Linked DNA regions of Homo sapiens: regions 1, 2, 4, 5, 6 and 7 are each linked to region 3. Evidence: chromatin contacts called from ENCODE Hi-C or POLR2A ChIA-PET data. All regions are on one chromosome and are shown on one strand. The core of a region is the stretch at or near the end of the contact, and the rest is flanking DNA. Distances in the headings are between cores, read along the strand shown. Region 1 holds the start of AKAP8L (A-kinase anchoring protein 8 like). Region 2 overlaps BRD4 (bromodomain containing 4). Region 3 holds the start of TPM4 (tropomyosin 4). Region 4 holds the start of SYDE1 (synapse defective Rho GTPase activating protein 1). Region 5 overlaps BRD4 (bromodomain containing 4). Region 6 holds the start of BRD4 (bromodomain containing 4). Region 7 holds the start of F2RL3 (F2R like thrombin or trypsin receptor 3).

What was found. A loop is a pair of places that touch in the nucleus more often than their neighbours do. ChIA-PET counts read pairs that join two places held with the same protein, here RNA polymerase II (POLR2A). Pooled maps may share reads with other maps.
Region 1: a map with no recorded cell type shows a loop between it and region 3 (8-fold over the local background). The contact joins the promoter of AKAP8L here to the promoter of TPM4 in region 3. A Hi-C loop is called at or near these places in 1 of 37 single-sample maps with no recorded cell type and 7 of 50 pooled maps. POLR2A ChIA-PET finds 5 or more read pairs at or near these places in 2 of 52 experiments (Panc1 and WTC11).
Region 2: a pooled map shows a loop between it and region 3 (2.3-fold over the local background). The contact joins the enhancer-like site here to the promoter of TPM4 in region 3. A Hi-C loop is called at or near these places in 1 of 37 single-sample maps with no recorded cell type and 2 of 50 pooled maps. POLR2A ChIA-PET finds 5 or more read pairs at or near these places in 2 of 52 experiments (BJ and activated T-cell).
Region 4: a loop to region 3 is called in a map of chondrocyte, with 4 times the contacts of the local background. The contact joins the promoter of SYDE1 here to the promoter of TPM4 in region 3. A Hi-C loop is called at or near these places in 1 of 168 maps with a recorded cell type or tissue (chondrocyte) and 2 of 50 pooled maps. POLR2A ChIA-PET finds 5 or more read pairs at or near these places in 2 of 52 experiments (AG04450 and activated T-cell).
Region 5: a map with no recorded cell type shows a loop between it and region 3 (6-fold over the local background). The contact joins the enhancer-like site here to the promoter of TPM4 in region 3. A Hi-C loop is called at or near these places in 2 of 37 single-sample maps with no recorded cell type and 3 of 50 pooled maps.
Region 6: a loop to region 3 is called in a map with no recorded cell type, with 8 times the contacts of the local background. The contact joins the promoter of BRD4 here to the promoter of TPM4 in region 3. A Hi-C loop is called at or near these places in 3 of 37 single-sample maps with no recorded cell type and 10 of 50 pooled maps. POLR2A ChIA-PET finds 5 or more read pairs at or near these places in 2 of 52 experiments (activated CD4-positive, alpha-beta T cell and endothelial cell of umbilical vein).
Region 7: a map with no recorded cell type shows a loop between it and region 3 (8-fold over the local background). The contact joins the promoter of F2RL3 here to the promoter of TPM4 in region 3. A Hi-C loop is called at or near these places in 1 of 168 maps with a recorded cell type or tissue (naive thymus-derived CD4-positive, alpha-beta T cell), 4 of 37 single-sample maps with no recorded cell type and 3 of 50 pooled maps.

What each region holds. Positions count from the first base shown.
Region 1 is chr19:15,417,256-15,420,755 of GRCh38, reverse strand. AKAP8L (A-kinase anchoring protein 8 like) reads left to right here and starts at 1,768. Exons shown (of 14, transcript NM_014371.4): 1 at 1,768-1,845. The coding sequence starts at 1,833. WIZ (WIZ zinc finger) reads left to right here. Exons shown (of 13, transcript NM_001371589.1): 13 at 1-778.
Region 2 is chr19:15,302,392-15,306,111 of GRCh38, reverse strand. The region is part of intron 1 of BRD4 (bromodomain containing 4); the gene reads left to right. Among named protein-coding and RNA genes, the nearest start is that of BRD4, 28 kb to the left of the region's middle. Within about 2 kb of position 1,558, at least 9 of the 41 ENCODE cell types and tissues checked have a DNase peak (open chromatin) inside an H3K27ac peak, as active enhancers do.
Region 3 is chr19:16,074,114-16,078,014 of GRCh38, reverse strand. It overlaps TPM4 (tropomyosin 4), which reads right to left and starts at 1,520. Exons shown (of 8, transcript NM_003290.3): 1 at 1,318-1,520. The coding sequence starts at 1,449. RefSeq lists enhancers at 449-1,178, 1,179-1,906, 1,907-2,636 and a silencer at 961-1,870.
Region 4 is chr19:15,105,375-15,109,118 of GRCh38, reverse strand. SYDE1 (synapse defective Rho GTPase activating protein 1) reads right to left here and starts at 1,718. Exons shown (of 8, transcript NM_033025.6): 1 at 1,598-1,718; 2 at 1-63. The coding sequence starts at 1,685. RefSeq lists an enhancer at 1-32.
Region 5 is chr19:15,283,789-15,287,728 of GRCh38, reverse strand. All of the region lies in intron 1 of BRD4 (bromodomain containing 4), which reads left to right. Among named protein-coding and RNA genes, the nearest start is that of BRD4, 47 kb to the left of the region's middle. RefSeq lists an enhancer at 1,539-1,588. Within about 2 kb of position 1,313, at least 5 of the 41 ENCODE cell types and tissues checked have a DNase peak (open chromatin) inside an H3K27ac peak, as active enhancers do.
Region 6 is chr19:15,330,816-15,334,491 of GRCh38, reverse strand. BRD4 (bromodomain containing 4) reads left to right here and starts at 1,953. Exons shown (of 20, transcript NM_001379291.1): 1 at 1,953-2,202. It overlaps LOC124904643 (a long non-coding RNA gene), which reads right to left and starts at 1,879. Exons shown (of 4, transcript XR_007067146.1): 1 at 1,844-1,879. RefSeq lists silencers at 1,644-1,713, 1,854-1,953, 2,184-2,413, 2,614-2,713, 2,744-2,893 and 2 more and an enhancer at 1,071-1,687.
Region 7 is chr19:16,887,481-16,891,177 of GRCh38, reverse strand. F2RL3 (F2R like thrombin or trypsin receptor 3) reads right to left here and starts at 2,179. Exons shown (of 2, transcript NM_003950.4): 1 at 1,880-2,179; 2 at 1-1,605. The coding sequence starts at 1,988. The coding sequence ends at 557. RefSeq lists an enhancer at 905-1,504.

The sequences.
Region 1 (3,500 bases), core at 519-3,018, 660 kb after region 3:
GGCAAGTTCCTCCCCACCAATCATGCAGTGAAGTGAGGGTCATGTGTGTCCTTGGAAGAGTCACCTCCAGTTCTTGCAGGGGGATGTTTTCCTAAAACTTTCTGAGCATTGCTCTTCTCTGCTCAAGCCACTTCAATACACCTCAGGCAGCAAAGTCTCAGCTTTTGAGCCGTGGTCTCTGAGGGTGTTGGATGTGAACGAAATCAAATCGGTACAATGATGACTGTGGCAAGTGCGATGAAGGAACGAACCTGCAGGGCGCAGAAGACGTGTCCTGGGGCCCTGCCTTGGTTTGGAAGACAGGCAGGCATCCCTGAGGCTGATGGGGAGATGAACCCCGAAGCCAGAGTGCTTATCCGTCAGATCTCTGCTTCATGTTTGGAGTTTGCTCACTTAACACATCAGAAGTGGCTTTGTTCCGTATGGCAGCAAGTTCTGCAGAAGCCTCATTTGGGTGGGGGGAGTTTTATTAAAACAGTTTATCATGGAGAATTCCAACTATACAAAAGTAGAGCAAACAGTAAAATGGACTCTCATCTATCCATCACCAACCCATGACCAATGTCTTCAGCTGTCAGAGATTTATCTTATAGCTCCTTGCTTCCTCCTCCTCTCTCTACCTGTCTGAATTGTGTGAAGCACATCCTGGCCATAAGATCAGTTAACTTCTTAGTATTTCAGTATGTTTCTCTCAACGTTGTAAATGCCACTATTACACCTAAAGAAATCAACAATATCAAAAAGAAACAGCATACCTTAAAAAAAGTTTTAAAACACACGAAGCGTAGAAGTCGTAATTGCGCAGCTTAATGAGTTTTCACAAACACACGTGTTAAGTACTCTTCGGTGCAGCTCTGTCATCTCTAGAAATTATGAGTTGTCCCTGGCAGGGTTTCCATATGCCCAGGAAACAGACTGAGGACATGACTGGTGCCCGGCTGCACTATTGCAGGATCTCTCGAGCCCAGAGTGAATCAGGAGGGTTTTAGAAGCAAAGCTCCCATTTTAACACGTAACTGTCAAGGACCTTGAGCAAATCATGAGTTCCAAGCTTCAGTTTTAAGTGAGGATTAAAAGCTTTTTGCAGGTTTGAAGGAGCATTCGAATGACACACAATACAAACGGAATTATTACACATATAAGCATATGCCATATAAATATATTATCGTTTTGTTACGATTAATCACATTTATTCAGTGCACTGGCACCAGAATGATTTCTTTACACACACTTTGTCACGTAATGTTGAAACGTGTGTCCAGCATCTTGTTTGGTGCTGTTTTAATTTTCTCTTCTCAACATGGCTTTGCTATGCTTGTTTTGGAGCCGAAGGCCAGAGAATTTGAGAGACTTAGCTAGGTCCCCTACCCAGCACCTCGGTGGCGGAGTTGGCATCCCAGCCCTGCCCTGAGCCGTAGACCCGACTCCCTCTGGCGGGTCTCCAGGGTACGGGCGCTCCTCCAGCCCGACCATGCTTGGGCCTTGGGCCTTTCCGTAGTGCACAGCTCCGCCCCCTCAAATTCTATAGGACTCCGCCTCTCTGCCGGCTTCTGTAGGCCAATCACTGAGGCCTTAGAATAACAGAAGGCGGGGACAAGGCGGGGCTCTCACGAGATTGCCAGCAGCTTCCAGCCACTGATATGAGGAGGCATAGAGATAGACAGCGGTTCCTTCCAATAGACGTGAAGCCGAGGCCGGTATGAGCCAATGCGGTCGGGAGGCGGGGCTCGGGTGTGTGTGGAGGGGACCCTGTGGTTAGCAGCAGCTATCGCAGCGTCGGATGTTCAGAGCAGCAGAAGCCGGCGTCGTCGGATGTTGTGTTGCCCGCCACCATGAGCTACACAGGTGGGCCTGGCAGGGTGGGGTCGGGCTCTGCGTGGGGGATGGGACAGGGACGTGCGGATGCCGCACCAGGCTTGCCCGCACCTCCCCTGGGGCCCCGTCACTGCCTTCCCTGCGGTCACAAAATGGCGCCGCTGGCCCGTCGCCTCAGGGTCGCTGCCCTCACGCCTCGTTGCCTCAGCTCTCTGTGTCTGCAGCCGGCGTCCCGGCTCCCGGCCGCCTGATGTCTTGGCTTCTGTCGCCTGTGTCCGTGGGTCCGGGCCTCAGCGCACGAGGTCTCCGCCCCCACCACCTCCGTCCCTGGCCTGCGCTCCTGGACCTCGACGCCTTAGGTTTCCCTTTCTCAGGCCTTGGTCCTTGCGAGCAGGCAGCAGGCTCGGCTGCCGTCGCCATTGTCGCGTCCTCCCCCGCGCAGTTTCTCTGCAAAAACGCCGCAGCTCTACACCCCCATCCCGATCCCACCCACCACCCCCTTTTGTCTATTTCAGAACTGGGAAAGGCGCCAGGCCCTAGGGGGATAAGTAAATATTGGAAGGGTTTGGGCTGAGCGGGGAGCCTTGGGCCCCTAGGGGCTGAACTGCAAGGAATGACAAGGTTCCATGTTAATTCCCTCTGCGTCTGTCAAATGAACCGTGTCCGGTACAGACTGGGTATTGGGAATACAGACAAGAATTCCTCAAGCAGCTTAGAGGCGAGGATCTTAATAGGCAAATAAGCGAGTGTAGGATATATTTTAGGGTGGTCAGTACCGTGCGGGGGTCGCTCCACTACGTGGAGTGGTTGGAGCCTTCTGTAAAGAGGTGACATTTGAGCAGAGACCTAAATGGAGGGAGCGAATAAAGATATCTGGCCCAGGGAGCTTTTGCTGTAAAAGGCTTACGGGCAGGAACTGCCTGGCTTGTTAGAAGATCAGCCAGGGAGGCCAGTGGGAGGCCAATGGGATTTGAAAGGGAGAGTGGGTGACAGATCCGAGAGCCCCTCTCCGCCCCCCGCAATATGCTTGGGCGACTGTAAATCATCACTGGGTGAATTGCCAAGGCCTCCTGGGTTTGCCTTGGCAGTGACTGATGAGGCTTCTCGGCCAGGAGACTTACACTAGGCCTCCCTGTTTGGTGAGGGTATTATAGGCTTGAGCGTGTGTGGTTGCCAGGTAACCTGCATTCTACTTGGAATTTTGAGAACTGAGAATGCAACGTGAGTCTGTGGGGCTCCTTTGTAGACCACTTTATGTTGGCATAGGCAAGAAGGTAGTGCCAGTCCCCTCTACCCTGGCTGCCAGGTCAGGAGCTTTCCAAGAACCCCAGTTTTTCTAGCAACCATCCCCCAGCCCAGTGGGTTCTCATCCAGGGGTGATTCTGCCCCAGATGACATCTGGCAATGTCTGGAGACATTTTTGGTTGTCACATATGGGAGTGGGAGTGCTGCTGGTATCTAGTGGATGGAGGTTTGGGATGCTGCCCTGCTACGGTATACACAATGACACCTACCGCAAAGAAGTATCTGGCGTCAAACATCAGTAGTGCCCAAGTTGGGCAGCTCTGCCAGAGCCTTTCTGTAGCTTTCCTAGTTCAGGAGGAAAGACTATGGGGTTGTTACTGACATCCCTGGGATTGGAATATAATTCTCACCAAGTCTTACCAAGAACTGGAAGACAGTTT
Region 2 (3,720 bases), core at 309-2,808, 770 kb after region 3:
TAGTGGTCTGGATAGATCAGGTCAGCTGCAATATTCCCTTAAGCCAAAGCCTAATCTAGCAAGGCCGTAGTAACTCTATTCAATTCTTTGGAGGCTGAAAGAGGTGAGAAAGCTGCAGAAGAAAAGTTTGAAGCCAGCAGAGGTTGGTTCATGAGGTTTAAGGAAAGAAGCCATCTCCAAAACATAAAAGTGCAAGGTGAAGCAGCAAGTGCTGATGGAAAAACTGTAGCAAGTTATCCAGATCTAGCTAAGATAATTGATAAAGGTGGCTACAGTAAACATTTTAGTGTAGACAAAATAGTTTATTGGAAGAAAATGCCATCTAGGCTTTTATAGCTGTAGAAAAATCAATACTTGGCTTCAAAGGACAGGCTGCCTCTCATTAGGGGCTACTGTAGCTGATGACTTTAAGTTGAAGCTACTGCTCATTAGCCATTCTGAATATCCAAGGACCTTAAGAATTATGGTAAATCTAAATTATGCTAAATCTACTCTGCCTGTGCTCTGTAAAGGGAAAAACAAAGTCTGGGTGACAGCACATCTGTTTACAGCATCATTTGCAGAATATTTTAAGCCCGCTGTTGAGACCTACTGCTTAGAAAAAATATTTTTCAAAATATTACAACTCATTGGTGATGCACCTTGTCACCCAAGACCTCTGATGGACATGCACAAGGAGGTGAATGTTTTCGTGCCTGCTAAAACATCCATACAGCAGCCCATGGATCAGTTTCACCTTTCAAGTCTTATTATTAAGAAATAACATTTCAGGCTGGGTGCTGTGGCTCATGCCTGTAATCCCAGCACTTGGGTAGCCAAGGCAGGTGGATCACCTGAGGTCAGGAGTTTGAGACCAGCCTGACTAACATGGAGAAACCCTGTCCCTACTAAAAATACAAAATTAGCCAGGCGTGGTGGCTCCTGCCTGGCTACTTGGGAGGCTGAGGTGGGAGAAATCCCAGCTACTCGGGAGGCTGAGGCGGGAGAATCGCTTGAACCCAGGAGGTGGAGGTTGTGGTGTGCTGAGATCGCGCCATTGCACTCCAGCCTGGGCAACAACTCCGTCTCAAAAAAAAAAAAAAAAAAAAGATGGTCTTAATTTTAATGTAGGTGAATTTATGAATCTTTGTTTTACGGTTGGTGGGAAGAACACTATCCTGAAGTGAAATATATTTTATATTTTCTTCTGGAAGTTGTAAGGTTTTGCCCTTCCAATTCATGCCCTTGATCCATCAGGAAATGATTTTTTGGGGGTATAAGGTGAGGAGTCAGGTGTGACCTTAGATGAATTACCGATTTCTTCTCGCATCAGCTTCCTTGGCTGCAAAACTGAGACCCTAATCCCTGCCCTGTGCGAGGTTCTTGTGAGGTCGGAATACAGCATACAGACACATTGAGCCCCATGTCTCAGTAAGCATTCAGTAATTGCTTGTTGGTTTAAGTCCAACCTTCTTCCCTAAGCATGTGGACACTCAGGGAAAGTTGGCGCTTAACTGGGAAAGTTGTTGCTCGTACATTGTCTGCCAGCTTACTACAAGCATCATGGCCAGGCTGGGTTTGGCTGCTCAGCACATCCCCTGGCAGGGCACTGGCGGCCTGGAAAATGTATAGCAGGCAGGTGCTCAGTCAGTCCTAGAGCTGATTTCATGTGATATCTGATGCATTTATTATAGAAATGAAAGCATAAAAATGTGTTTTAACTGTTTCCTACTCCCCCGGCACAGTGACAAGGCTGATTCCAGGCACAGCTTGGTTAGGCCAGCACTTGTAACTATGGTGGGGAGCCTCGAGGCACTGAGTGAGCTCAGCCTCCTTGGGCAGAAAAGCTTGTTTAGTTATTGCCAGCACACACTGTGTGTTCCTGTGGGCAAACAAACAGACGGCTGGAGATCCGGGGGACCTGGTAGTCGTCAGCATTTATGTCACCACCGTATGCCTTCTCTGAATGACTTGCGGAAGAATAGAGTGGGTTGGGATTATGTGGTAAGTGTAAAAAAGTTAGCGATCAGAGGGACTTTGGGTTTACCTCTGGAGAGGACATAATGAAGGTAATCCTTCACTGTGACGGATGAGTGGATATTTCTTTGTACCCTGAGCTCTTTCATCCTACCTTGGTGGTCAAATGTGAGAGCAAGTGCTTTGGGGCTCAGAGGGCATCACTCCAAGCATTCTGCATGGAGTCTGTTGTGGTGAATGTTCTTGCTGGCATCTTGATCAAGGACTTTGTCATCATTAGCCATCAAATGCTTGTTGGTCCTTCTCAACCCTGTAATGTTGATACTTAAAAAACTGGAAACATCCTGACAGAAACAGTCGAGAAGTGGTTGTGTGAGCTCTGGTTATCGCATTACAGTTAAAGTTGGCAGATAGGTTCTGTATTCAGTGCCCCATCAAAAACAGAACACAGACTATATAAGGGGAATATTGTTTGTAAGTAACTCTGTGGGCTAATTGTGCAAATAGGTGCTAGAATGCTGGGCAGCCTTTTTCCTTCTTCGTGGCTTTGTTGCATTTTATTGTATTGTTGTATTGCATTTTATTGTAATGACAGTTACTCCTTTTGATAAGATGATCTCAGTAGATAGGCTGAATTGTCCTGTTTAAGGCTACTTTTCTCCTCTGAATCTAAAGGTGTTCGCTGTCAGAGCTAGTACGGAGTTTTGAATTTGGCACTGTGTTGCCTAACCGTCTTCTCCCCCCGCCCCATCCCCGCATAGGCAAATAGTTTTACTAGTTTGACATTTAATCAAAATTTAAACATGGGGCCAAGGAAGGTCCTCCAGGAAGCATTAGTATGAAAAATATTGTAAACAGTAGCTTTGTTCTAGCCACACAATTTGGATTTCTCAAGATTAACTGTCTGTACATAAACACTCTTGAATAGCTATGTATTAACTTTCCCCTACTTTGAGCTGGAAATAGCTTCTCTTCTCCAGTTGATGTGAATGCAGGGGTAGTGTACCCTACATGGACTGTGTATTACTCCTTTAAGATTGTTGGTCTTGCTGCTTTGTTCTCTCAGTGTAAAGCACAAGTCACAGAACCATGGTTTACCTTAACTAGAGCCCTCCTTTCAGAAAAGCACTTTTTTTTTTTTTTTTTTTGCGACGGAGTCTCGCTCTGTGGCCCAGGCTGGAGTGCAGTGGCGCGATCTCGGCTCACTGCAAGCTCCGCCTCCCGGGTTCACGCCATTCTCCTGCCTCGGCCTCTCAAGTAGCTGGGACTACAGGTGACCGCCACCACGCCTGGCTAATTTTTTTTGTATTTTTTAGTAGAGACGGGGTTTCACTGTTTTAGCCAGGATGGTCTCGATCTCCTAACCTCGTGATGCGCCCGCCTCGGCCTCCCAAAGTGCTGAGATTACAGGCGTGAACCACTGCGCCCGGCCCAGAAAAGCACTTTTTAATTTTTTAATCCTTTTTTTTTTTTTTTTTTTTTTTTTTGAGTCGGAGTCTTGCTCAGTTGTCCAGGCTGGAGTGCAGTGGCACGATCTCAGCTCACTGCAACTTCCGCCTCCTGGGCTCAAGCAATTCTCCTGCCTCAGCCTCCTGAGTTGCTGGAATTACAGGCATGTGCCACGATGCCTGGCTAATTTTTGCATTTTTAGTAGAGACAGGGTTTTGCCATGTTGGCCAGGCTGGCCTTGATCTGTTGACCTCGTGAGCCACCGTGCGTGGCCGAACTGCTCTGTTTTACAGACAGGAAACACAAGGCTGAGAA
Region 3 (3,901 bases), core at 271-2,770:
GATCACGAGGTCAGGAGTTCGAGACCAGCCTGGCCAGCATGGTGAGACACTGTCTCTACTAAAAATCCAAAATAAAAAAAAAAAAATTAGCTGGGCGTGGTGGCGGGCACCTGTAATCCCAGCTACTCGGGAGGCTGAAGCAGGAGAATCTCTTGAACTCGGGGGGTGGAGGTTGCAGCGAGCCGAGATCGCACCACTGCACTCCAGCCTGGGCGACAGAGTGAGACTGCCTCAAAAACAAAACAACAAAAAACAACAACACAATTGATTATTTACAAAGCGCCAGGCTCCACGCCTGAGATTTACTCCTGGGACCCTCCCTGCTACTCTGGGGGGTCGGGATTCTTATCAGTCCTACTCGCAGATGGGAAAAAAGCTCCTAGAGAGCAAATACCAAGTCATGAAGCCTGTGGGTGGCATGATATGGGACCAGAATCCAAATCTGTCCCCAGACCCTGGCGGTGCCACCATCTGTCCCGAGGGACAGCCAGGAGGATGATGCAGAGAGGATGGTGAAACTCCCTCCTTTTTCAGACCCATTGTTTATCTCGGGCCCTGCGACTCGCGGCGGAGGCGCACAGCAGGCGCTCAAACGATCGTGGGTTCAGGGCCCCGCGCCAGCGTTCCCGGGGCCTTCTGGAGAGAGGCAGGGTCCCGCCGCCCCGGTTCCCGCAGGAATCAGCTGGAGAAAGGCGGGCGGCTTGGGGCTGAACTTCCTCCACCCCCCATCCCCCCCGCCGCCTGGAGCAGACACGTCGCCGCCGCGCCCCTGGGAACGGTCAGGGAAGCAAGCAGAAGCCGGGAAGCCGCGAAAGAGGCGAGAAAGTGCGACCCCCTCCCCAGATCCCCGGTCCCCCGTCGAAATCCCTGTCGGCCGGTCAAACCCTAGACAATGGAAGCTCCACGTTTTCATCCTCATTCTCCCCCACAAGTCCGGTCGCGGGTTCCCCTCGGCCCGGGACCCCGGCGCCAGCCCCGGAGTCGGAGCCTGCACGATACGCCCCCTCCCGCCGCTCCACTTCTCCACCCGGAGATCGCTCACCCCCTCCGCCCCATCCCCCCATTTCCCGCTTGGCCGGCCCCGCCCGACCCGGAGGCGGCGCCCCCTCCCCTGTCCCAGGCCCAGGAAGGAGGACGGCGGAGGAAGTAGGGGGTCCTGGCTGCGGGCGCAGGGATGTGGGTCGGCGATCGGCGTCCGAGGGCGTAAAAAGGCGGCCCGAGGACTGCGCGCGGGCGGGCAGCGCGGGAAGCCGGGAAGAAAGGAGGGCGCGCGGGGGAGGAGGCTGCGGGTGCGGGGCCCGAGGCCGGGGCGCTCACTTTCTCGCGCCGCTCGCGCTCGCCGTCCAGCTCCCGCTGCAGGCCCTGCGCGCGGTCTTCCGCCTCGTCCGCCTGCTGCTGCAGGGCCTGGATCTTGCGTTTCACCGCCTCCAGGGAGTTGAGGCCGGCCATGGCGCGGAGGCGCAGAGGCGCACGGGCAGCGGCGGACGCTCGGCTGGGCTCGGCTCCGGCGAGAGCTGCACAGCCGCGCCCCGGCCCCCCAAGCCTTTGCCTGCGCGGGGGCCGCCCCCGCCTCTCCCCGCCCCCCGGGCCGGCTGCCGTCGGGGCGATGAGGTCACCCGGCCGGACCGCCGACGTCAGCACCGCTGGGGGAGGGCCTGACGTCGGCACCGCTGGCCACAGCTGCTGGAAAGTGCCCCTTTTCGGGACTTATTTGGAGAAAGCGCTGGGAGGCGCCGCCTTCTCCTCCTCCTCTTCCTCCTCCCCCTGCGGCTCTCCCCGCCTTCCCGGCCCCGGGGCTCCGGCCTGGCCCCGCCGCGGGCTCCCGCATCCCTGCACACGTACGTCGGAGGCCTTCTTCTCCGTGAGCTCCAGCTTCTCCTGCGCGTCCTTCAGGTCCTCGGAATATTTATCCAGCTCGTCCTCTGTCCCTTTTAGTTTCTTCTGGAGGTGCGTCAGCTCCTCCTCCACCTGGGGACGACAGAGCGAGGAACGGGTCAGCCTGGGGGGGGGGTCACGTCCCCGAGGTGCAGGGGCGGTCCCCCCCAATATTCACAAGAGTCCTCCGTCTCTCTCTGGGCATCAGTTTCCTTATCTGTAGAACAGGGGTTGCGATAGCATGCACCACGCCATCCATGCTACCTGATAGTGGGATTTTCACATCTTTCCCTCGTCCTGAGGACCAGCTGTTTTGGGCTTATTGGGGTCCCCAGTACTCTAGGGAGATCAATGGCAGCTTTTGGGAAACTGAAGACTCCAAATGTTTTCCAGAAATACACACATTCCAGTTTCAGAGGTGCAGCCTCACCATGATCTGGAGTTAAGCAATCTCATTCTCTGCGCGTGGATCCCTCCGCCCATCCCTGTCCCCAGCCTTTCTCCCTCTGGTTCTGACCCCAACACGGGGTCAGAGAAACTTTCTAACAAATACGCCTGCCCTCTTTCTGCCTAGAACCTGCTATGGCTCCCTATGGCCCAAGGCAGTGGTTCTTAGACTGTCTTACCAAAATACTCTGAAGGGCTGAAGGGCTCAGACCTAGTCCCTCATTTCTGGGCTTTGGGGAGCTTGGCTAGAAGAGACTCGCCCCTACAGGATCACTTTCTTTGAAGGCTCGGGTTAAATCTTTAAAATTTTTGCATATAGGCCATGTTCATTTTAATAAAAATGTCCCCTACTTTCCCTAAATTTTCAGTCCTCTGTTTATCCCAAGAGTCCTATCCTCCCATCACTCCTAGTTTGAGAAGCTCAGGCCTATGGATTACAAACCACAGACCCCATCACCTCTCTTTGTCACCCCCCACCACACCGGTCTAGAGTTGGCTCAAGAAGACTTTTCTGTCACCTCCAGGCTGAAACTCCCTCCCTGGGCCCCCAACTCTGGATTAGGGTGATCATATCCAGCTCATGCCTGGATCTGACTTTTTTTTTTGAGAGTCTCGCTCTGTCACCAAGGCTGGAGTGCAGTGGCACGATCTCAGCTCACTGCAACCTCCGCCTCCTGGGTTCAAGTGATTCTCCTGCCTCAACCTCCCCGGTAGCTGGTACTACAGGTGCACACCACCACGACTGACTAATTTTTGTATTTTCAGTAGAGACAGGGTTTTGCAATATTGGCCAGGCAGGTCTCAAACTCCTGACCTCAAGTGATCTGCCCGCCTCGGCCTCCCAAATTGCTGGGATTGCAGGCGTGAGTCGCCACACCTGGCTTGGATCTGACTTTTGCCTTAGATGGTTTGACACTGATCTTGTTCCTGCTCCCAGGGTGGGCAGACAGCCCCCACTGAGCCCAGCTTCATTCTCCTGCTTCCTCCCCACAGCAGGAGGCTCAGAGAGGTGGGATGACTTTCCCCAGGTCACACAGCACAGGGTTTGAGCCCAGGTCTTCTGGAATATAAGCCTATAATGAACTGAATGCTTGCTTTTGCCCCCTCTCCAATTCATGTGTTGAAGCCCTCATCTCCATGTGATGGTAATTGGTGATGGGGCCTTTGGAAGATGATGAGGTTTGGGTGAGGTCATGAGGGTTGACCCACCATGATGGGATTAAGGCCCTTATGAGAAGAGGCCAGAACTTGGTTATCCTCTTCCAATGTGAGGACACAGCAAGAAGGTGGCTGTCTGCAAGCTAGCTAGAGAGCGCTCACCAGACATTTAATCTGCCAGCATCTTGATCTTGGACATCTAGCCTCCAGACTGTAAACAATAAATGTCTATTACTGAAGCTACCCAGTCTATGGTGTTTTGTTATAACTGCCTGAGCTGACAAAGACAAAGCCCTTGGCCCTGTTCCTCACACTAGGCCAGCTTCCCTTCCTCCCTCTCTGACTTGCTTCTCTTCTTTTTTTTCTTGAAGAGGGTATGTTAAAAAAGCTGCTGTGCCCGTGGCTTCTAGACTGAGCTCTG
Region 4 (3,744 bases), core at 469-2,968, 970 kb after region 3:
ACCCTTCGGGAGCCTGGGGCTCTGGCTCTGGAGGGCTGGGCTCTGGGCGCTGGGCTGGGTGGCCTGGCAGAGAGCAAGGGGAGTGAGACCCACCCAGCCCCTCACTGCCTGCAGAGCAGCCCTGTGCAATTGATCAGTGGGTGGGATGCTGTGTACGGCCCTGGCCGGCCCCTGATAAGTCATGGTTCCTTGGATCCTGCTGTTTTGTTTGGAATAGGCAGCCACAGGCTAGCGATCTCAGTTATCAGCTTAGAGCACCCCCTACTCAGTCCCTGGCATCCCAAAAGGGGACTCCATCCCTGCAGCCTCAGGGTTCTAAGTCAGGCTTCCTGGGGCCCGTAGGTACTGCGTTCCAGTCTCCACTTCCTCTACCCTCTCAATAACCGTGGCATGGAGCTTTGCACCTGCGTGGCCTTGGGCAAGTCGCTTCCCTCTCTGAGGCTCAGTATCCTCCTGTGAAATGGGGGGATGTGATTTCCATGTCCAGGGAGGCTTCCAGGAGCCTTTTGGAAAAGTATACAGCCCACAGCAGGCACTACGTGCTCAGGAGTGAGGAGCTGGGTTTTCTATTCCCTGCAGCACAGTCACTCCCAGTCCCCTGCCCCTTTTACCCTCCCTCCTGTCTTCCAAACTCTGTCGCCATCCTGGGATGGGCCCTTGTCCCTCAGCCCAGGCCAGACCCCCCACGCTCAATGCTTTGGGACTTCCCCTTCCCTCCCTCCTCTCCTGTCTCATGTCCTGGGCTGTTTCCTGTGTGTGTTTGTGTTTGGGCATCTCTGTCCCTTCTCCCTTCCCTGGGAACATTGGGAATCTTTGGGAAGGCCTGGGGGGAAGGGGTACGTCCATGGAATGGTCTGGCCTTCCTCCTTTAACTCCTTCCTTCCTGGGTCCCCCTATCCCACGCAGCTGTTTCTCTAAGGTTTTTACTTGCTACCCTGCTGAACTCCTCCTCTGGCCACCTCTGATGTCCACCCTCTAGGGTCTCTGTTTGTAGCATAGTCCAAAGAGCTGTTTAAGTCGATGGCCCTGGGCACATGACCCAATTGCTCCGTGCCTCAGTTTCCCCATCTGTATAAAAGGGACAGTTTCCTGGGGCTAAGGCAGGCGCAGTTGCCGTCACTGTTAGTAGGTGGGAGGCGGAGGGGGCAGCTACTCTGATTGACGGGCCGCCCCTCTCTTTCCTTTGCAGGAGTACGCCTCCCATCTCCCATCCTGCGCCTCCAGGGCTCCCGATGCCCCTTGCCCAGCCCGACTGGGCCCCAGTGTCCCGGCCTCCCAGCCCCTCCTCCCCTCCACCCTCCAGGCCCTCAGTCGCGGCCCCATTTCCTGTCGTGGGCGAGGCCCCCTCCCGGGCCTCCCAAGGAGCCCGCAGCGCTGGCATCCCCGGCCAGCAGCACATAACGGTCCGCGCCCCCCTCCCTCCCAGCCCCTTCCTTCCAGGACCCCTACCCTCCCCTGGCTGGAGGCACCCCAGTCTGCAGCGGGGTGCGGGGGGCTCCCCCTGATCCCCCCCACCGTCTGTCCTCGGGGCCCTGGGACCCCGCTCCCAGGCCGGGTGGGGCTCGGCGCCCCCTGTTCCCCACCGATCTCCGCTTACCGCGCTCCTTGGCGTCCGACTTTTTCCGGGGAAGTTTCTCCCGGCCCCGCAGGCGGGAGAAGGTTTTCCTGAGTAGCGGCTCGGCCATGCTGCGGCCCGGGCCGGGCCGAGCCGAGTGCGCGCCCCGGGCTCCGGCCGCGCCGCCCCGCGCCCTCCCCGCCCCGCCCGGGCCTCCCCGCCCGCCCCCCGCCCCGCGCCAGCAGGAAGCACATTCCGGGAATGCTTGGCCCAAACTTTTTTTTTTTTTCCCCTTTCCCGCGGCCCGAGCGGGCGATGCTGGGAGATGTAGTTGCCTGGGGCCGGGAGGGGTTGGAATGGGGGCTCCGGGTGCCCGGATCCGCTCCAGCTTCGATGGGACGTGACGATCGTGGCGCAGGCCCGATCCCTTGTCTTCCACCTCACCCACCCTCCCTGGATGGGACTCTGGGTGATGGCATCCAGGAAGTTCTCTTGGGTCTGTCTCCAAATCGCAGCCTCCACGTATCCTCTCTCTCCTTGCCAGGTACTGCTTCAACCTGGTGCAAGCCGTAGTGTCATTCGTTTCAATGACCGTCCCCACTACCCACCCCACCCCAAGCTTCTTCCTTGGTCTCCCCATGCCACTCTTTCCCCACTCAATTCTCTCACCTCCAAATTCCAATTACTACTGCTGTTTGACAAACCATCCCCAAACGTAATGATGTAAAACAACCATGTCGTGATTGTGAAAGGAAAATAAATCTTGAGACCTCCAAATCACTGAGCCAAAAGGAAGAAGTCAAACTGGTAACTGTGTAGGACAAACCTGCCTCCCATTCTATTCCTAAGTAAGATAGCTACAAGGTTAAAAAAGCTAGCTGGGCGCGGTGGCTCACTCCTGTAATCCTAGCACTTTGGGAGGCTGAGGCGACGGATCACTTGAGGTCAGGAGTTCGAAACCAGGCTGGCCAACATGGTGAAACTCCATCTCTACTAAAAATATGAAAAAGAAAAAAAATTGGCCAGGCATGGTGGGTGGGCACTGGTAATCCCAGCTATTTGGGAGGCTGAGGCAGGAAAATTGCTTGAACACGGGAGGTGGAGGTTGCAGTGAATCAAAATTGCACCACTGCACTCTAGCCTGGTCATCAGAGCAAGATGCCGTCTAAAAAAAAAGAAGAAAAGAAAAGAAAAAAAAAGCTACATACCTCCCCCACAATTTGCCTACAAGGAAATTCCTTATGGATGAAGGACAGGCAGAACTCAAAATTGTCCCTCTGCTCACATGAGACAAACACATATCTGATCGCTTCCTTACCTATTTGTTTCACTAAGCCAGACTAAGGCATAAGTGACTATCTCTGTAAATTGCATATTCAGAAAGGCTAGTCAGAAACTCGAAAGAATGCAATTGTTTCTCTCTTATCCACCTATAACCTGGAAGCCTTCTCCCTACTTTTGAGTTGTCCTGCCTTCCCAGACCAAACCCATGTGCATCTTACATATATTGATTGCTGTCTCATGTCTCCCTAAAATATATAAAACTAGACCAAGGTGGAGTGCAGTGGTACCACCACAGCTCACTGCAGTCTCAGCCTCTTGGGCTCAAGTGATGCTCCTGCCTCAGCCTCCCGAGCAAGTGGGACTATAGGCATGTGTCACCATACCTGGCTAATTTCCCTACTTTTTGTAGAGATAGAGTCTCATCATGTTGCCCAGACTGGTCTCAAACTCCTGGGCTCGGCTGGGTGCGGTGGCTCACGCCTCTAATCCCAGCACTGTGGGAGGCCAAGGCGGGCGGATCACCTGAGGTTGGGAGTTCGAGACCAGCCTGACCAACATGGGGAAACCCCTTCTCTACTAAAAACACAAAATTAGCTGGGGGTGGTGGTGCATGCCTATAATCCCAGCTACTCGGGAGGCTGAGGCAGGAGAATCTCTTGAACCCGGGAGGCGGAGGTTGCAGGGAGCCAATATTGTGTCACTGCATTCCAGCCTGGGCAACAAGAGTGAAACTCCGTCTCAAAAAAACAAAACAAAAAAACAAAACAAAACAAAAAACCCTCCTGGTCTCAAGTGATCTGCCCGCCTTGGCCTACCAAGTAGCTAGGATTACAGACCTGAATCAAGGTAGTGGCCCTGACTACCCTAGTTTATGTTGTCAGGAGCTTCTAAGTCTGTGTCACAGG
Region 5 (3,940 bases), core at 64-2,563, 790 kb after region 3:
AGTGAAATACGACAACCACAAAAAGACAAATACTTTGTGGTTTCACTCACGCTGGGTACCTATAGGAGTCACTTCCACAGAGACAGAAAGTAGAATGGTGGTTGCCAGAGGCAGGGATTGGGAGTTAGTGTTTAGTGGATATATGGGTTACAGAGTTTGTTTTACAAGGTGAAAGCGTTCTGAAACGCCCAGTTGTGGTGGCTCATCTGTAGTCCCAGCACTTTGGGAGACTGAGGCAGGAATATTGCTTGAGCCCAGGAGTTTGAGACCAGCCTGAGCAACATAGCAAGACCCCATCTTTAAAGAAAATAAATACATAAATTAAAAAGTTCTGGAGCTAGATAGTGATTGCATAGTAGCGTGAATGCACTTAATGTCACCAAACTATACAGTAAAAAATGGTTAAAGTGGTAAGTTTTATGTTACATATATTTTACCATAATAAAAATAAGATTATTAAAGTTTTTACTGTGTCTTAAAAAAAAAAAGAATAAAGGCACTGTCCTCTAAAACCGCATAAACATTTTTTTGCATACAGGAAACTCAACAATGATTGTATCCTGTGTTGAGATTTCCCATATGTTTCCCCCATTCACACAGGTGATGTGTTAATACTAATGCTATGTTAATGTTTTCTTTTAAATAGATATATTTTAGTTGAGCAGGTTGATTTAAAGCACAGGTGGATCTGTGGGTGATAAAAGTGGTAGGTGTGGAAACTGACTGGGGTCTAACCAGCCTGAATGTGTAGTATTCCCCATCCCTGTGGCCCCAGAGCAGAGTTCCTAAAATGCCTGCCCTTGGCCTCCTAGCCAGTGAAACCTCTTAGATTTTCACAGTGAGGTCAGCACTAACCCCACGTGGCTCTTGAGCATCAAAAAATGTGGCTAGTGCTACCGAGGAAATGAATTTTTACTTTAATCAAATTCTAATTAATTTTCAAAGCTGATGCTCAGTTTAGTTAGTGAAAAACATCCAGATATGTTGGGGACACCTCGGGTATGTGAATCTACTTTTTCAGCTGCAAGTTTTATGGAATCTAAATACAGATCACATATTTTGGGTGAAAATTTAGCACCTGAATTGTGCTGTGACTGTGGGGCATGCACACTTAGATTTCACAGATTTAGTAAGGAAAAAAATGTTACACGTTTATATGTCGAAATGGTATTTTGGGTAAGCATACCTGCTTTCTCTGTTAATGTGGCTCCTAGAAATTTTAAAATGGCATGAGTAGCCACATTGTATTTCTGTTGGACATGCGCAGATGTGCAAGTATGGAGTTTCACTTCCTCCGTGCAGCAGCCACCTTCCTCTCCCATGCCCTCCACCTGATGTCCCTATTACTTCCCTGTCTCTGCTGCTGAAGTCTCTTTCTCGTCTTCTGTGCTAATAAGGCCTCCAGCCTGTGAGTACCACGGTGCCTGATTATGGTCTTGCTGCAGCACTGTGTTGGCTCCTCCATGTTAGGCCGGTGCAGGGGAGGGGCTATGCTCCTTTTCTCATCTGCTCGGGGTGGAGGGGACTGGACTGATTTGTGTTACTGGATACCTGAGGAAAGACCTTTGTCCCCCTTTGTCTGGCTTTTGGCCTTAGGTCCATAGGACAGAGGCGTGGGAAGAATTGGTGGGAGGGTATTGGGACTTAGGAGAGGGTAATGGGGCACCTCCTTGAGGTGGCTCCCTCCCTGGACGAGGCAAGCCTAGCATGGCATCTGGGAGAACCTGGGAATAACTTAGGGAGCTAGGGAAGGCCAGTGGGTCTCATGCTGCCAGCATGTTGCTCTCTGGCTCTCCTCACACACGCCTCCTAAAGCAGTTACTAAACTCAGAGTGGGCACCATCCTAACTAAGCCAGGTGTCTCTCCTGCTGTGCTTCGTGCCCCCACCCACCCCTGGCCATTTAAGTCCTCCTTAAAGTATTTTTTCCCTTTAGTTCCTGATTGATAACTATGTTGATGGTATTTCAGGGAGTTGGGAAAAACAAATGTAAAAAGTAGTAATAAAAATTAGCCAAAGTTTTATGTTATCTTGCCATCTCTTTTCTACTCAGGGATGTGCACTTTTTAAAATTTTTTCATTCTGTATGCTAGACCCTAGTCTAAGGCTTTATTTATGTGTGATGCACCTTATTTCTACATCCTTAGATTTTTTTTTCTTTTTTTGAGATGGGGTCTCACTCTGTCACCCAAGTTGGAGTGCAGTGGTGTGATTTCGGCTCACAGCAACCTCTGTCTCCCAGGCTCAAGCGATCCTCCCTCCTTGGCCTCCCAAGTAGCTGGAGCTGGGCAGAGTAGCTGGGACCACAGGCGTGCACCACCAAGCCTGGCTAATCTTTTGTATTTTTGGTAGAGACACGGTTTTGCCATGTTGCCCAGGCTGGGCCTGAACTCCTGAACTTAATCAGATTTTTAGTAGAAAGGTGGTGAGGCGTTCCTAGGGACTGCCACAGGTTCCATACGAGTGTGATAGTCGCTGCCCTGGGTTTTGGTTTCTATTGGTCTGAAAATTCCTTACCAGTTAAGTGGCTGTTACTCCTCAGTGGACTCAGAGGACAAGCTGGCCACATCTGCAGGGGAGTGAACTTAGGTTGTGTGATGGACTCTTGAGTCTGCAAGATGCCAACTTGGCTGCATCCAAGGCTCCCTTGTGGCACAGCACCCAGGGCTGCTCTGTGAGTGGCTGCTGCCTGCAGGGGCTGGAGAGAGGAGGAAGGGTGTGCACAGTGAGGAGATGAGGCATGCTCTGTGTCTTTTCTCTCCAGCACCTCCATGTACTCGCCTGTCAGTGTAAGAGTTGGGCTGCTTGACTTCTGTGGGTTATTTACTTTGTGGAAGTTAGGTGGAATTAGGGGCAAACAAGAACATGGTTCTCACAAAGTGATTATGCCTGCCAAGTTTTTTGCTTCCTTAGCTGTAGTCGTCTGAAGTGGTGTGGGTTTCATTTTATTCTGCTCCTTTATATTCTGAAAGTTACTGAGATGAGAGGGTGACAGCTATTTACTTCCAAGCATCCCTCTCCAGCAGATTCAGTTCAGTTGTCTGGACAGAAGTAGACACTGAATGTGTGTGGAGGGCCTCCCAGCAGTGCATGGAATGGGTTATCTGGGTGGCTTGCTTTTACCTGAGGGAAGAGAAGCTTGAAAGTGAAGTTAATGTTGCCTGGAAGGTGGGGACCCCTTGGCCTGTTTACCTAGGACGGCATTGACCATCAAAGGCTTCTGTAAAGTTGTAAGAATGGCCTTTTGTGTACCCTTGGGGGTGTGTATCAGATATAAATCCAGCACTTGAGACACTGTCAGCTCTCACTGACTGGTCATCTTTGGGTCTTGGGTCAGTCTTCAGTTCCTGCTTTGTCAGCCAGGGACTTGGGGTCTTTGGAAGCTGGAAGCTCTGACGTTAATTTAGTGTCACATTCTGCGTTCCCTTTTCTTCAAGAAAAGTGATGCCGTTCCTCCTCCTGATCCCCATAGATTGGATTCTGTACCTAATGAGTGGTGAGGGCAAGATGAGAAGAAAAGTCTTCTTGTCTGAAGCCATTTCTTGAGCGTGTCTAGATACTGACAGGTGTAACGTTTTTTCCAGATCTTTCTCTTAAAATCACAATGAAGTGCCCAGGGTAATATCATTGAAGAAAAGATCATCCCATTAACGTCAGCTCTTCATCGAGATACCCAGGCTTTGATACCTCTGGACCCTGAGTCATTGTGTGCTATTGCCTTTCATGCATGTGTCTGTTCCTGGCTCCATCTCTCCTCGTGCCCATCAAAGGTCTAGTTTGGCTTTCCCACCCAGCAAGGGCTCTTGCTAGTCATGGCTAAAATGTTGCTGGTGGGGGTGTTGGGTCATGGTGTCTCTGAAAGCACTTGTGCCAGCCCTGTTCCCTTTTGTGTCCCCAGTGAGTGTGGGCAGGTTCCAGGGACACCTTGAGTCAGCCGCTGC
Region 6 (3,676 bases), core at 704-3,203, 740 kb after region 3:
GATCGCTTGAGCCCAGGAATTCAAGACCAGTCTGGGCAACATGGTGAGACCTCCTCTCCACAAAAATACAAAAATTAGCTGGGCACGGTGGCGCACACCTGTGGTCCCAGCTACTAAAGAGGCTGACGTGGGAGGATCACTTGAGACTGAGAGTTTGAGGTTACAGTGAGCTATGATCCAGCCACTGCACTCCAGCCTGGGTGACAGAGCAAGATCTTGTCTTAAAAAAAAAAATATATATATATATAAAAGGAAAGAGAAGTGGTTGTTTCCAGGTTTGAAAAATTTCACAGTATTATTTTAAGCTACAAGAGACATATGCCTAACTTCCTCCTTTTAGCAATCTCAAAACTACCCCATGTTTACTAAGCTCTTCCGTGGCCAGGTGGGGTGCTTTGGAAGCCCTAGAAGAGGTCATATGATGTTTTTTCCCCTCGGACTCACACATGTAGAGTAGGCACATACGTCCTGGAGCTGACTTAGGGTTGAGTCTTTTTCTTTTTTGGAGACAGAGCCTTGCTCTGTCGCCCAGGCTAGAGTGCAGTGGCACAATCTCGGCTCACTGCAACCTACGCCTCCCGGGTTCAAGTGATTCTTCTGCCTTAGCCTCCTGAGTAGCTGGCATTACAGGCATGGGATTACAGGCATGCGCCACCACACCCGGCTAATTTTTTTTTTTTTTTTTTGAGACGGAGTCTCGCTCTGTCGCACAGGCTGGAGTGCAGGGGCGCGATCTCCGCTCACAGCAAGCTCCGCCTCCCGGGTTCACGCCATTCTCCTGCCTCAGTCTCTCGAGTAGCTGGGACTACAGGCGCCCACCACCACACCCGGCTAATTTTTTGTATTTTTAGTAGAGACGGGGTTTCACCGTCTTAGCCAGGATGGTCTCGATCTCCTTACCTCGTGATCTGCCCGCCTCCCAAAGTGCTGGGATTACAGGCGTGAGCCACTGCGCCCGGCCCACACGGGGCTAATTTTTGTATTTTTAGTAGAGGCGAGGTTTCACTCTGTTGGCTAGGATGGTCTCCAACCCCTGGCCTCAAGCCAACCTCCTGCCTCTGCCTCCCAAAGTGCTGAGATTACAGGTGTGAGCCACCGAGCCTGGTCTGACTTGGGGTTGAGTCTTAAGGATGGGAAGGAGCTGGGCGCGGTGGCTCACGCCTGTAATACTAGCACTTTGGGAGGTCGAGGCAGGAGGATCGCTTGAGTCCAGGAGACAGAGACCAGCCTGGCCAACATCGTGAGATCCCATCTCTACAAAAAATAGTTAGCTGGGTGTGGTGGTGCACACCTGTAGTCCCAGCTACTTGGGAGGCTGAAGCAGGAGGATCGCTTGAGGCCAGCAGGTTGAGGCTGCAGTGAGCTATGACTGCACTACTGCACTCCAGCCTGGGGGACAGAGCAAGACCATGTCCCTTTTTTTAAAAAGGTGGGTTGGAAGAAGATCAACAGGGGGGCATAAGAGGAGAAAGGTGCTACCTCCCTGCCCAGGGGCAGCCAAGGAGGATCCGCCTCGGCCTTGCTCGCAGCCTCCTCTCACCTCCTTTCCTCCACTTCACCCCAGCCCCGGCGCCCCCATCGCAGCTCTCTCGCCTCAGCCTCCCTACCTGGGGTCCCCCCTTAGGGCTCTCTCCTCCGCCTCCTCCATCAGTCTGTGGGGTCCCTCCTCACCATCCTCCCTCCCTGTGAGGGTCTGTCTTCAGACCTTTCTTAGTATTTTGGATGTCTCTCTCAGCCTTCAGATCTTTTCCCGCAGGCCCAGCCTGCAGTCCGCCCGTTTCCCCCAGCCCGCTCCTTCGCTCTGCGGGGTCTCCTCCCTCAGTCCGCGGTATCCCCCACTCACCTCGCAGCCACTGTCTCTCCAGAGCTCGTTCGCGCTGGGCGCGGGGGCGGGGCGCGCACACCGGGCGGCGGCGGCGCGGGGCCGCGCGCGCAGCGTGCGCGGTGACGTCAGTGCGCTGGCGGCGGCGGCGGCGGCGGCGGCGGCGGCTGGGCTGTTTGTTCTGGTCTCCCGCAGCCGAGGAGCCGAAGCAGTGGCGGCGGCAGCGGCTGCGGCGGCTGCCGGCGGTGCCCGCGGGCGAGCGCGGCCTGTGAGCTCGGCAGAGCGGCGGGCGGGCCCCGGCGCCGCGCAGGCAGCTCGGGGAGGGGGCGGCGGCAGCGGGCGGACGGCCGGCGGGGGCGGCGTGCGGCCTAGCGTCTCAGGTGAGGACTGGTGCCCTTTGGGGCGGCGGACGACACTGGGCGGCTGGCGGAGGCTCGCGGCGCGGTCCGCGTAACCTGCATTGCGTAATGGGGCCGGGGCGCCGCCACCTACGCCATCCGCGCGGCGCGGGGGCGGGGAGGCCGGGGCTACGCGGGCTCGGGCCTGCGGGCCTCCCGCGCCGTTCGTTCCGGGCCGGGGCGGCCTGCGCCGTTGGTGTCGGGGCGGCGGGGTCGCTCGCGGCTGTCCTGCCTTTGGTGCCGTCGGACCCGGGCTTGGGCTGGCCGGCGGGGCGCGGGTGGGGGGCGCGGGCGCCGCGGCGGGGCCGGCGGTCGGGGGCGGGCGGGGGGCGGGCCGAGGCGCCCGGCACTTCCTGCCGCCGCCATTTTGTTAAGTGAGGAGGAGGAGGAGGAGGAGGAAGCGGCCGCCGCGGGGTCCGCGGCGCGCCCGGCCCGGGTAAGTCCCGGCCTGGCGCGGGGGCCGCGAGCGCAGCTGTCCCGGTCCGCGGTCCTCTAGGCGGGCTCGGCCGCGGCGCTCACGTGGGCCGGGGCCGGCGCGCTCTCCTTCTGGCACCCAGGTCGTTTTGCCTGGGCCGGGGCAGCGCGCCCCCACCCCCATCTCTTCACCTTCCCGGCGGTCCCCGGAGTGCTGCGGAGAAAGGGGCAGGTCCCCTGCGGAGGGAGGTGGCTGCGGCTGCACGCCGGTCTGAGGCCAGGCCTCAGGGCGGGAGCGGTGCCCTGGAGGCGAGCTTGGCCCGCTTGACGCACCCACTCTCAGCCTGGCAGCCCCTTGCTGGGCGCTTTGTTTTGCTCGGTCCGTGCTCGCCGGCGTCCTTGCAACGGCCTATTTTATTTGCAGTGTTGTGTGGTGGTGGTGATTGTGGTGATTTGGGGTGGGGATGTGGGGGAGTTGTGATTCAGCGAAATAAAATGATCCCCCTCCTCCCAAACGGAAATAGCATGGCTTCACTCGGCTGAGATGCCCCCAAGGCTTGGGTTTGCTTGAAGATGGGAAACCCCACTCTGTTGTAGTGGACGGTGTAAATACTTTAGTTCAGGCCGGTGCATGAGTCATGTGCTTCTCCTGGGTGGCTGACCTCCCTTTTACTCAAGACTACGCTTTGTTTTTTTAAGATTTTTATTTGCTTGTTTACTTGTTTACGTTTCGTGCAGCCTGGTGGGGTGTCTGGTCTTGGGTTCATTTCTCTGCGTGTGTGTTGGATGCTAGTGACCCCTTGGAATGTATGCCTCACGAGAATTGGAATGTCTTTGCTTACCTTCGACAGGGCTCTACCAGTCCGTGGTTCCAAAAACCAAGTCGCAGTTTACCTCGTAAGCCAGTGGCTCTTTGGGGCTGTAACAATGGTCGGGAGTTTTTTGTGAATGGAGCTGTCAAGTTCCCTACCGTCTTTGGAAGTTGTAAAGAAAGCGATACTCAAAAGGATTTATGAATGTGTTTTTAATTTCAAGAAAGTTT
Region 7 (3,697 bases), core at 930-3,429, 810 kb before region 3:
CAGAGTGCTGAGATTATAGGCGTGAGCCACTGCACCTGGCCGTCACTTTTCGTCTTTTTAAAATTGAATTAAATTAATTAATTAATTAATTTAGAGACAGGCTCTCTGTCACGCAGGCTGGAGTCCAGTGGCGCAATCTCGGCTCACTGCAACCTCTGCCTCCCAGGTTCAAGCGATCCTTCTGCCTCAGTCTCCTGAGTAGCTGGGATTACAGGCGCCAGCCACCAAGCCCAGCTAATTTTTGTATTTTTGGTAGAGATGGGGTTTTACCATGTTGCTCAGGCTGGTGTTGAACTCCTGGGCTCAAGTGATCCATCCGCCTTGGCCTCTTAAAGTGCTGGGATTACAGGCGTGAGCCACCAGGCCTGGCCTCTCCTTATCTTATGAGGACACCACCCACACTGGATGTAAGGCCCACCCTTCTCCAAAGTGACCTCCGCTAGTGACAGTTGTAACAACCCTATTTCCAAATAAGGTCACATTCTGAGGTCCCAGGAAGGACGTGAAGTGGGGGAAGGGACCCTGTTCGACCCAGTACAGCCTTCCCCACTTTGTGTCACTGGAGCAAAGAGGAGTGGGTGCCCATGCCCCGGCTGCCCCCTTCCGCAGAGGCCTTGGAGGCCACGGTGTCCCCCGGCGACCGTTGGAAGAGCCCTGCCCGCACCTTGTCCCTGAACTCGGCCGACACGTAGTAGTAGATGAAGGGATCCACGCAGCTGTTGAGGGTGCTCAGCGCCAGGCTGGGCACGTAGGCACCATAGAGGTTGCCCCAGGCGCTGGGGCTCGGGTCCGAGTAATGCAGCAGCAGCAGCAGGTTGCTGGGCACGAAGAAGGCCACGGCGGAGGCCAGCACCACTGCGGTCAGCCTCAGCGCGTGGCCGTAGCGCCGGCCGCTGGCCGCCAGCGTGTGCAGGGTGGCCCCGTAGCACAGCAGCATGGCCAGCAGGGGCAGGAAACAGCCCAACAGCGCCAGGCAGGTGAAGGCCGGTTGCCAGTGGGAGGCCTGTGCGTCCAGGGGCAGCGCGTCATGGCAGAGCACGCGATCGGAGCGCGCCAGCCGGAAGGTCTGCCGCTGCAGTGTCAGGGGCAGTGCCAGGGCGGCCGCCATGAGCCAAGCAGCCATGCAGAGTCCAAGGGCCAGGCGCCGGCCACGCAGGGCGCGGGCCCGCAGCGGGTGCACCAGGGCCAGGTAGCGATCCAGGCTGACGGCGGCCAGCAGCAGCACTGAGCCATACATGTGACCATAGAGTGCGGCCGTGGCCAGGCGGCAGGCGGCCTCCCCGAAGGGCCAGCGCTGGCCACGCAGGTGGTAGGCGATCCGCGGGGGCAGCGCCAGGGCCAGCAGGAGGTCAGCAGCCGCGAGGTTCATCAGCAGCATGGTGGAGGGCAGCCGAGGTGCCTGCGTGGCCAGCACCCACAGCGCCAGCCCATTGGCCGGCAGCCCCACCACCAGGACCAGCCCATAGAGGGCGGGCACCAGCCTGGTGGGCACCCAGCCCAGAAGCAGTGCCCGTGAGCTGTCCGGGAGCTCCAGGGTGTCACTGTCATTGGCACAGACTTGGCCTGGGTAGCCGCGGGGGGCAGGCAGGATTGAGGGCGTGCTGTCTGGGAGAGAGAGGGGACCTCAGTCAGCCCCTGCCTCGGCAGGTGACGAGAAGCAGCAGGGAGGGAGGTGCTCAGAGCCTGGGGTCTGCCCTGGTGGGAAACAGCTGGACATGACACTCAAGGGAATAGCCCAGCCCTATGGGGTCAGAGACGGGATACAGAGTGGGCTGGGCTGAAGCCCGCAACTTCCCGGCCTCCCCCTCCCCAGCTCCGGGCCCCCAGCTCCATCTCTGATGTAACCCCATCTCTGCACCCCAAAGCCAGGACCACTCACCATCACCACCTCCGGTGCTCCCGCTCTCGTCGTAGACGCTGGGGGTCTGGGTGCCGCCAGACAGGCTGAACCCCAGCACCAGGGGCCACAGGAGCAGTCGCCCCCACATGACTGCACTCAGGCTGCTCTGGGCTGTGGCCTCAGGCTTCCTGCCTCGCCGGACCCTGAGCCCCAGCTTCTGGAGCCGAGGCGGACGAGCAGATCGCGCCGGTAGAGATAAACCAGGAAGGCTGCCCCTGCCCCCGCAGACCCACCAGGGCCGCTTGCCAGCCAGCCCGTGGGAGGACTGGAGTGTGGGTTATGGAGACCGGGCTGCCCCACGTGGCTATATCCAGTGTGGCGCCTCCCAGGGACCCAGGTGCCAGGCCAGCAAGATGCAGGGGGGGGGGTCCCAGCTGCAGCCAGCACCCCCGGTCCCTGACCAGCCCAGGAAGCATCTGCGGTTCAAGTGGCCACTTCCTGCCAGCCGCTCACATCTGCAGCCACTGTTCTCACGACAGCCCTGTCCTCACCCCAATCCCCACGCCCATCACGGGCTCTGGGCCTTTCCTGAAGTCACCCCCCGACTTCCTATCTCTGGTGAGCAGGATAAGAAGAGCCCTGCTAGGCCAGGCACGGTGGCTCACGGCTGTAATCCCAACATTTTGGGAGGCCAAGGCAGGCAAATCACCTGAGGTTGGGAGTTTGAGACCGGCCTGACCAACATGGAGAAACCCCATCTCTCATAAAAATACAAAAATTAGCTGGGCTTGGTGGCAGATGCCTGTGGTCCCAGCTACTCAGGAGGCTGAGGTGGGAGAATTGCTTGAACCCAGGAGGTGGAGGTTGCAGTGAGCCGAGATCTTGCCACTGCACTCCAGCCTGGGCAACAGAGCGAGACTCGGCAAAAAAAAAAAAAAAAACCAAGGATGGGCGCCTCCCAGAGGGTAATAGCGAGGGTCCCTTCAGACCCCCAGAGCAGCACGAGCCCAGCGTCAGGGACTCTGGCTGAACCTCGAGAGCCCCTCAGCATCCTCGGCTGACCCCATACTCACAAGGCACCCCTGTATGAGTGCCTCACTTCACTCTTGCCCAGGGGACACACGGGCATCTGTAGGGGAGACAGTGATGCTGGGGACAGCACCTGCCGAGGACCGGGGGGACTTCGGGGTGTGTGGCTCGCCTGCTCTGACCTCTGACCCTGAGTGAGGTGGCCAGGTTGAAGGGTCCCCAAGCCAGCCTCCAGGGGGCCTCCCTCCTCTAGCCCCAGCACATCCCCACTCCTGGGTACCATTGGATGGGGGCTCATCGGGCAGATGAAGAAACTGAAGCTCGGGGGGGTACCCCTTCCCTCTTCTGCACAAGGCCCCTCAGTGTTGTCCCTCCCTGCCTCAGAGAGGCCTCAACCCGTCGTGCCCTGGGGGAGTCTGGTATGGGTGGTTCTGGCCCCAGTGTGCTCAGCGCTGGGCTACAGGGGATGGGGGACAGGGCTTGGGGGGGTCTGGGAGCAGGAGGGCCTAGTTGGGAGCCATGAGGATTGGGGAAAATAAAATGAACTAGGGATGGGGGAGGGAGGGGTCCAATGTGGCCGTTTCCTGCCTGGGGGAGCCCTAATCTCATCACACACTTGAGCACTCGGGGATCAGCCAGGAAGTGACTGAGCAGAGTCTTGGACAGAGTCAACACCCAGCTCCAGGAGGAGACACTGAAGCCTGGAGAGAGAGTCTAGCTGGGGCAGGGTCTCAGAGGCCCTGCTCCCATTTCTGGGCAGTTTCCATGGCCACCAATGAGAAAATCAGCTTCACGTCAATGACTTGGGGAAAAAGGTGGCTGAGGACA